3 separate regions of the Homo sapiens genome follow, and regions 2 and 3 are each linked to region 1. The links are chromatin loops, found by intact Hi-C in ENCODE. Cell type or tissue: GM12878. All regions are shown on one strand.

Region 1 (2,500 bases):
ATAATTGGGAAGGACAGGATCTAGCAAGCTGGGGAGATCATGTCATTGGGTTACCCCCGGAGCAGTGGTGAGGCTTGGGTGTCAGAGCCATCCCATCCACAAGTGGTGCCAGAAGGCACCAACAAGACCCAGAAGCTCCCCGGGAACTCACCTCCGACTGCCAGTGAGGGTCCTGTCTGTGACAAAGAAATGTGCCATCGGGGGAAGATAAGCGTCCACTGCAGCACAGAGGAAACACGAGAGCTGCAGGCACGGGCTCAGTGAGCCGAGGAAGTCAGTGGCAGTGGCCGCCTGGCCAGGGTCCCTGGAGCTCCCAGGAAGCTGCCCTCCAAAGCAGTCTGCTCCTCTGTGCCACAGTGCAGAGGAAAGGTGTCTGGGGCCAGAAGCTGATGGCCGTATTGACTGGATGACAAACAGGGACCACACGAGCCTCCTGTTGGCAAAAGAGAACATGTGTGATGAGGCTGTATAATGGACAGCAGAAGGCCTTGGCTAGGGCTCTAACGTTACCCCTAATTGCTGTGTGTTCTTGGCCAAGCTATAGTACCTCTCTGGGTCTAGTTATCAAATTACATGTTGTTTAAAAAATTATACTAGGTTTAGCAGCATTCATTGGTTGGGAAGAATACTGTATAAGGATCCACTCTAGATGTCATGGTTTGCAGTACAAGCTGCAATTGTACAGATAAAGTTTGGGAGTGTGTACAGTATACTAGCTTGATGCAGAGGAGTGAGTGTGGGGGCAGGGGGAAATATGATTAGAGAAAACGGAGAAAGGAGGAAAAGCAGGGATAGAGGGAGGGAGGGAGGAAGGAAATTGAAAGTAAGTTGAGAAGAAATGGAACCAAGATTTTTTGTGAGTTGAATGCCTGACAATCATTCTAACCTGCACAAAGGTGAGTGGGAGGGGTCGGGGCCAGTCGTACAGGTTCATGGCAACCTTTTATTTCCCTAACTGGCTCAGGAGGGACAGTTCTGTTAGCCTTCAAAATTAAAACCACCCTTGTCCACAATTAATCAGTCCACAGCTATTTGCTGCCCTCTGCTGGCCAAGATAAACAATGGCTGCATTGCAAAAGAGTTTTTATCTTGAAAGAAATAGATTCATTCACCCAACAACTGTTTATAGAGCCCCTATTAAGTACCAGGCACTGTTCTAACACAGACCAATAACCAACATAGACAAAGACTCCTGCCTTCATGAGGCTTAACAACAATTAAAATATCTAGCATGTAGAATCCCTGCTATGGATGTGCCAGGTAGGATTTTAATCACTTGATATTTATCAACTTCTTTAATCCTTAAATGAATCCTATGAGGTAGGCACAATTGTTGGCACAGAGAGCTTGGGTGATTTCCCTAAGGTCACACAGCTAGGAAGTAACAGCCTGGTTCAACTCAGCCAATTTAGCTCCTGCTGCGCCTGTCACCAATGAGTTCTGATAGATGCATTGCCCTTCCTGCCCAAAATTTTGTATAGACGGAGCCATTATTAGATGGAAAAGCAAAAACACTGATCTTCTGGCTCAGCCACTGTGTGACCGTGAGCCTGGCCTTACCCCGTGTGGTTGTCAGAGGAGTCATCCATAAGAAGTGTATGCTTACACGGGCCCTGCTGATTGTTGTCCCTGTCCTCTTCCTCCCTCCCTGATGCTGGCCCTGGGTACAGGAGGGTCAAGGAAGCCAAAGGCGGCCTGAATCTCCGAGCTGCTGCTCCTGGTCCCTATTGTAAGGTCCTGTGAACCCTGCTTCTCCAGCTCAGCATTAATGGGGAGGGAGCAACCTGGAAGTTAATGAAGAAATGAGGGACTTCCCTGTTAGGGTGAGTGCTCTGGGACAAAGGGACAACCTACAGCAAGAGGAATTCAGGACAGCTGCAGGGGAGAGCTGGAAGCTCCCGACCAGGAGGTGCAGAGCTTGCCAGCCTCCAGGGTGAGACATACAAAAATGCCAACGACTGCTGCCAGGAGGGAGAGGGTGGAAGACTAGTGGAATAGAGCAGCAAGGGGGTCCTTGGAATTGCTTAGAAGCCCTTGATTGCTATTTGTTAATTTAAAACAAAAAAAAATTATGCCTAACCTCATACAAAAATTTTAACTTTATAAGAAGAGAAAAACATATTTTAAAGTCTCATTTGAAAATGCCTTCAGAAATTTGTTGATGTTTTTAAAAAGCAAATTTTAAAAAGTATTCCCCCCTCATAACAAATGTCCAAGCAACAACAAGAGTAATAGCGGCTCTTTACAAAGCACTGATAATGTGCTGGCACCTCACAGTAGTCCCATGATATAGGTACTTTCATTTATACCAATTACCAATGAGCATGCTGGAGCTCAGAGAGGTTGAGTGACTTGCCCTGTGTCACACAGCCAGCACTCAAGGCTGTGCCCGACTGACTTCATTATCACCACCCTATACTTTGTCTCAAAGGGAGGGAATGTTAAACTGAATGAATTGGCTCTAGGCCCCAGGGACTGCCTCGTGAAGAATGGCGAATTC
Region 2 (2,500 bases), 480 kb before region 1:
TGGGGACCACTATACTAGATAATGGACATTACAAAATTTTGTTTGCTTCTTGTGCTGTACCCAGAGATGAAGGCTCTCTGGGGTTCCTGTACATCAGCCCAACTGCCAGATTTTAGACCAGAGTTGAGGATAATAGTGCACAAGATCACTTCACAGAGTTGCACCAGCCAGCTTCTAAACTCTATTGTGCCACCCAACTCAAGAAAACTTTTCTAGTCTTCAAATGGGTGAAATATTGGCTCTCATTGATAATGTGCTCTTCTGAATGTGCTGTTTTTCCCAAGCGTCTATGTTTTAGACAAGCGTTTGATTATTTTTTATCTTCACCTTGTTGTTCTCCCTTTCCAAAGTAGTGAAAGCAGGATCTTCAGCTGTTTGGGTTGGGTAAAGGTCAGCGAAACTAAAAAAAAAAAAAAAAAAAATCTACAAGGGTAAAAAATTCTTAGTTAATTCCTCAAAATATTGCATACCATGCATATACATGAAAAAATATGCTTTGGCCAGGCATGGTGGCACATGTCTATAACTCCAGCACTTTGTGAGGCCACGGTGGGAGAATCTCTTGAAACCAGGAGTTTGAGACTAGCCTGGGCAAAATAGCAAGACTCCATCTCTAAAAATAGGTTTATTTTGCTTTGTATGTAAAAAAAAAAAAAAACACTGTTCATTTATCATGAAACTTAGAAGCACATTATATTTTTAAGTTTAATCCAAGATCCTTCTGTAGATGGTAGAAAAGAACTGTAGAACAGAAAGACTAGAATTTAGTAACAGTCTTAACATGGAAGTGATATATAGTGTCATGATATGCTAACCCATTCTGCTGCTGTATGGTGTTCCTGCTGTGCTAGTCAATTGTGGAGGACTTGGGCATGCATACATGAATATTGCATGCATTAAATGTTTTAATTATTGAATGCTTGAAATGTGTGAATTACTTTGCAAAGAACTAGTAATATAAAAATAAATTACAAAGAGAATTCTGGCTTTTGCTCTGTGATATAGAGAACTGGAGAGAGTGTTACTCTCATTATTATAATAAGAAAATAGGATTGAATTAACTTCAATTGTATGACGTTTTTCCAATCCAAGAGAGATAGTATTTCAGAACAACCAACTGACCCAAAATCTGTGAAGATACAGGCACCTGCGGAAAGAGAAGAAACGTGAGCAGTCAAATACCTGGATAAATGCAATCAGACGTCAATAGAAATAGTTTACCAAAAATAGTTAATTTGTAGGTGAAAGGTATGTGCAGACTGGTGGAGAGAGTTTAAAGCCTGTAAACACTTCAGAAGTGAAAAGAGTCTGAGCTCTCTTGCAGGCTCCTTCCCAGTGAATTTCATGGGTCAGTCGTAGAATACACAGAAGTGTCCCTTTAAAAGTCTCTATTGTGTTTCAGACCTGGGAGAGAGGAAGAATAGCCATGCTAAAGAGGTAAGAAACCCTACACAGACCCCTTTCCCAATTCCTTTATGGAACGAAAGTCTTAGTCTGTGAGAAGTTGGGCAGCAAACACTGCCCCCCTCAGGATAGTAGTAAAACTGATTGCAGGTGGAGGAAAGAACAGAAGGGAATAAAAATCTCCTCCTAAAGGACAATAGAGCTGAAGGCTCTGTGGAGTTCCTGTTATATCAGCCCAATCCCCAGATCTTAGTTCAGGGATCCAAGAATCAAGGACACAGTGCCTGAGTAAGAATAAAACTTAATTTGAATAGAGAATGCTCCCCATATTTCCCCCACAGCCCAGCACATCCAAAATAGCAAAAGCAGATTACTGCTGGGAGAGGTGCAGGAGAGAAAAACAGAAGGCAAAGAAACACTTTCTGAGGCACAACATAAAAGTACACCTTACAGCTTGTGGTCTTACAGACATTGCTGTGGTAAATCAACGTGACTTTAAACACAAAGCTGTCGCTAGAGTATTTTAAAGTCTACAGTGCCCTCTGGGTAAACATAAAAACATTAAACCTCAAACCCAGACAGATTCCTGATTATATTAACTCAAAACCCCACAATGAAGACCTACAAGTACAAAGGGTGTGCCCATGTTGAGGCATAAAAATTATTTATCTCAATCTCTACTCTCCAACATGAGATATTTGGCTTTTAACGAAAAAATACAAGGCATAGAAAGAAAAAGGCAAGAAAAACACTCCTGAAGTACAAAACAATCGTCAATATCAGATTTGGCTATGACACAGATGTTAAAGGATCTAAGATTAATATGTTAAAGATTCTAATAAAAAGTTGGCCTCATAAAGATCAGGTGGGAAATTTCAGCAGAGAGATGAAGACTACAAGAGAGAATCGAGTGGAAATAATTGAAAGAAACAAAAGAAAAAAAACAGGAACAAAGATGAAAGCTACCTTCGATGAGCTTATCAGTTGACTCAACACAGCTGAAGAAAGAAGCAAAGAATGTACAGATGGATCAACCGAAGTAACCCATACCAAAATACAAAAAGAAAAGAAAGTGAGAGTAGGAAACAGAACTAAA
Region 3 (2,500 bases), 1.6 Mb before region 1:
TAGTCCGATTTTCCTCTTTAAGGGGTTTCTCACTTGGCCATCTTTTTCTAGGTCCTGTTTGTTTCCAAGCTGTAAAGAGTCTTCAAGAACTTTCTCCTGCCTATCTACTTTTTTCTGTCTCCAGGGTCCACTTAAGTTTTTTTTCTACTCCGTCTGCCAAGATTCAAATGTGTAATTCCTGATAGTTTATTAAATAAAGCAGTTTAGCTCTTTCTGTGTCTTATCTCTCTCACATAAACTCTCCCTGGGAGGCCTTGCCTTTACAAGGAACAGAACCCCAACTATGTTGATTTTGAATAAAAATAGTCTTTCTTTTTCTCTCTCTCAAAGGGGTATTATTCAGTCTCCCTAAGCAACGGGCTCATACAGCAGCCTACTGATAAAGTAACACTTTGTGTGATAAGAAAAACACACAAAGGCAATTTTTCTAAAAGTAGGATTTTTATTTTAAAGAGTTTCAAGTTTCAATTTTATAAGATACTTAATGAATTGATAATAGAAAAACAAGGAAAGGAGTAAAAAGATGAAGAAAAATATTTAAAAAATAGATTTGTATCATTTTCAAAGGTCCCGTGAAATACTTAGTTGTAGATCAGTACTAGCTCTGGCGCAGGTAAACAGGATGATAAGAAGGCAAGACCATGGCTTATGGGATGACAGGGTCAGGGTGCAAATCCCAGCTCTGCCAATTACCAGCTCTATCATTCTAGTTACCTTCCCAATAAAAGAGAAACGTTCCCTCTAAACAAAGCTGAGTGAAGTAATCAATGCAATATTACTTATTAGAACTCGGTACATGGCCATTTTTGGTGGTCTCAGTGAGACATAGATGGTCCTCCTTAAGAAATTCAGCCTTCATTTGACACTAAAACCGATCTCAGTAAGCCCAGACAAGATGTGTCATCCTCTGGAATAAGATTAAGCCGTTTCTGCCAAATAGTCAGATTTCCTATTTGACAAGTGCAATAGAGTCCACAATCAAATTCCCTAGGATGAGGCTGTGAAATAAATGTAGACCAAAGCCCATCCTTCCCTTTGCCTCCTGTCTTACAAAGCAAAAGAGTAAAGTCCAGCCCTAATATTTATTAAAAGACTCTCAGCTTCTTAGTCTTTGATCCAAAACTCTGGTATGAGACTGTGGTGAGTTCAAGGATTTTGGAGCCAATCAAGGAAAAGACACAACCACAAGATGGCAGTATTGCACAACAGTCTTTATTAGGCAGCACTTGGACAGGTTTGCAAGAGTTCTGGGAAGTGTCTAACACTGGAAGACCTTCCAGATACAATAGCATGGGACCACTACATAGAAGTAAACTAGGGCAAGGAAATTCTGGGAAAGCAGGGAATTGGACAGGGGGTTTATATGTCTACCTGATGTCACTCTGCAGCCATGTGGGGGAGTCTCTGGGTCAAAGCTACAAAGGGTAGCATCAAATAGTTACAGGGTGTATTAGTCCATTTTTTTCATATTGCTATGAAGAAATACCTGAGACTGGGTAATTTATAAAGAAAAAGAGATTTAATGGACTCGCACATCTACATGGCTAGGAGGCCTCACAATCATGGTGGAAGGCAAGGGATCATTAGAGCAAAGGCATGTCTTCCATGGTGGCAGGCAAGAAAGCCTGTGCAGGGGAACTGCCCTTAAAAAGACCATCAGATCTCGTGAGACTTACTATCACGAGAACAGCATGGGAAAAACCCATTGGCATGATTCAATTACCTCCCACCAGGTTCCTCTCACAACACGTGCGGTTTATGGGAGCTACAATTCAAGATGAGATTTGGGTGGGGACACAGCTGAATCATATCACAGAGTTTGTCTAATCTCTGGCTAGTGGATGTTAAGTGAAGTTTTGTAAAGAATGCAAAGCAGGCAGACTCTTAAGTAGCTTACAGTATAATAATTTGGGCTATATGTAAACCAATCGGAGGTGTAAGAATTTGAGTTTGGCACTGGCAGGCTTGGAACTAGCTATGAAGAAGTAAACAGTATAAAGACCAATACAAAAAGGTCACCTTTAACTCCTTTCTATAAAAAAGACTCATCCTTTCAGAACCTTGGTTTACAACTTATTGTCTCACATTAATCCAAAGGCTAATAATATCAAAGGCAGTGTAAAGATAATGATGGTGATGATAATAATTACAATGGCTACATTAAATAGGCAAGGGCCTACTGTGAGCCTCAACACGGAGAAAGAAGAGAAAGAACCCGCAGCCTGGTCCCCTTTCCTCAGATAAGGCAGCAAAGTCCCAAAGCCCTGACTAAGTGAATTCATATTCAAATAGGTGATGGCTTTACTATAAAAACTGTATTTATTCACCACACACACACATTTATATTAAAATTAACCCAAATTTTCTGTAACTTTCCCAGTAAAAATTTTTATCTCTCAGAAGATGTTTTGTTCCTTGGAAAGACAGTCATTACCTAACTTATTCCCAAACACTGATAAATTATTTTTGAAAACCTGCTTTTGATGATAAAAATGTCTCT

What was found. Hi-C counts contacts between places; a loop is a spot of excess contacts. Peaks named below come from ENCODE experiments on the same cell type or tissue, not always from the same donor. Only the 100,000 strongest peaks of a DNase experiment are listed, where the experiment ranks them.
Region 2: it touches region 1 in a loop (2.3-fold over the local background); 6 of 110 quality-filtered maps call a loop at or near these places.
Region 3: a loop joins it to region 1, with 9 times the contacts of the local background. A loop is called at or near these places in 22 of 110 quality-filtered maps.

Annotation. Positions count from the first base shown.
Region 1 is chr1:68,115,384-68,117,883 of GRCh38, reverse strand. It overlaps GNG12-AS1 (GNG12, DIRAS3 and WLS antisense RNA 1), which reads right to left. Exons shown (of 10, transcript NR_040077.1): 7 at 152-433. It also overlaps a transcript of WLS not described here. Among named protein-coding and RNA genes, the nearest start is that of DIRAS3, 66 kb to the right of the region's middle. RefSeq lists a silencer at 924-1,218. In GM12878, a CTCF peak has its summit at 1,039 (motif pointing left); no DNase peak of the experiment used is centred here.
Region 2 is chr1:68,599,260-68,601,759 of GRCh38, reverse strand. No RefSeq gene overlaps it. Among named protein-coding and RNA genes, the nearest start is that of DEPDC1, 100 kb to the right of the region's middle. In GM12878, a CTCF peak has its summit at 1,526 (motif pointing left); no DNase peak of the experiment used is centred here.
Region 3 is chr1:69,736,467-69,738,966 of GRCh38, reverse strand. The region is part of intron 2 of LRRC7 (leucine rich repeat containing 7); the gene reads right to left. Among named protein-coding and RNA genes, the nearest start is that of LRRC7, 170 kb to the right of the region's middle. In GM12878, a CTCF peak has its summit at 1,190 (motif pointing right); a DNase peak (open chromatin) is centred at 1,156.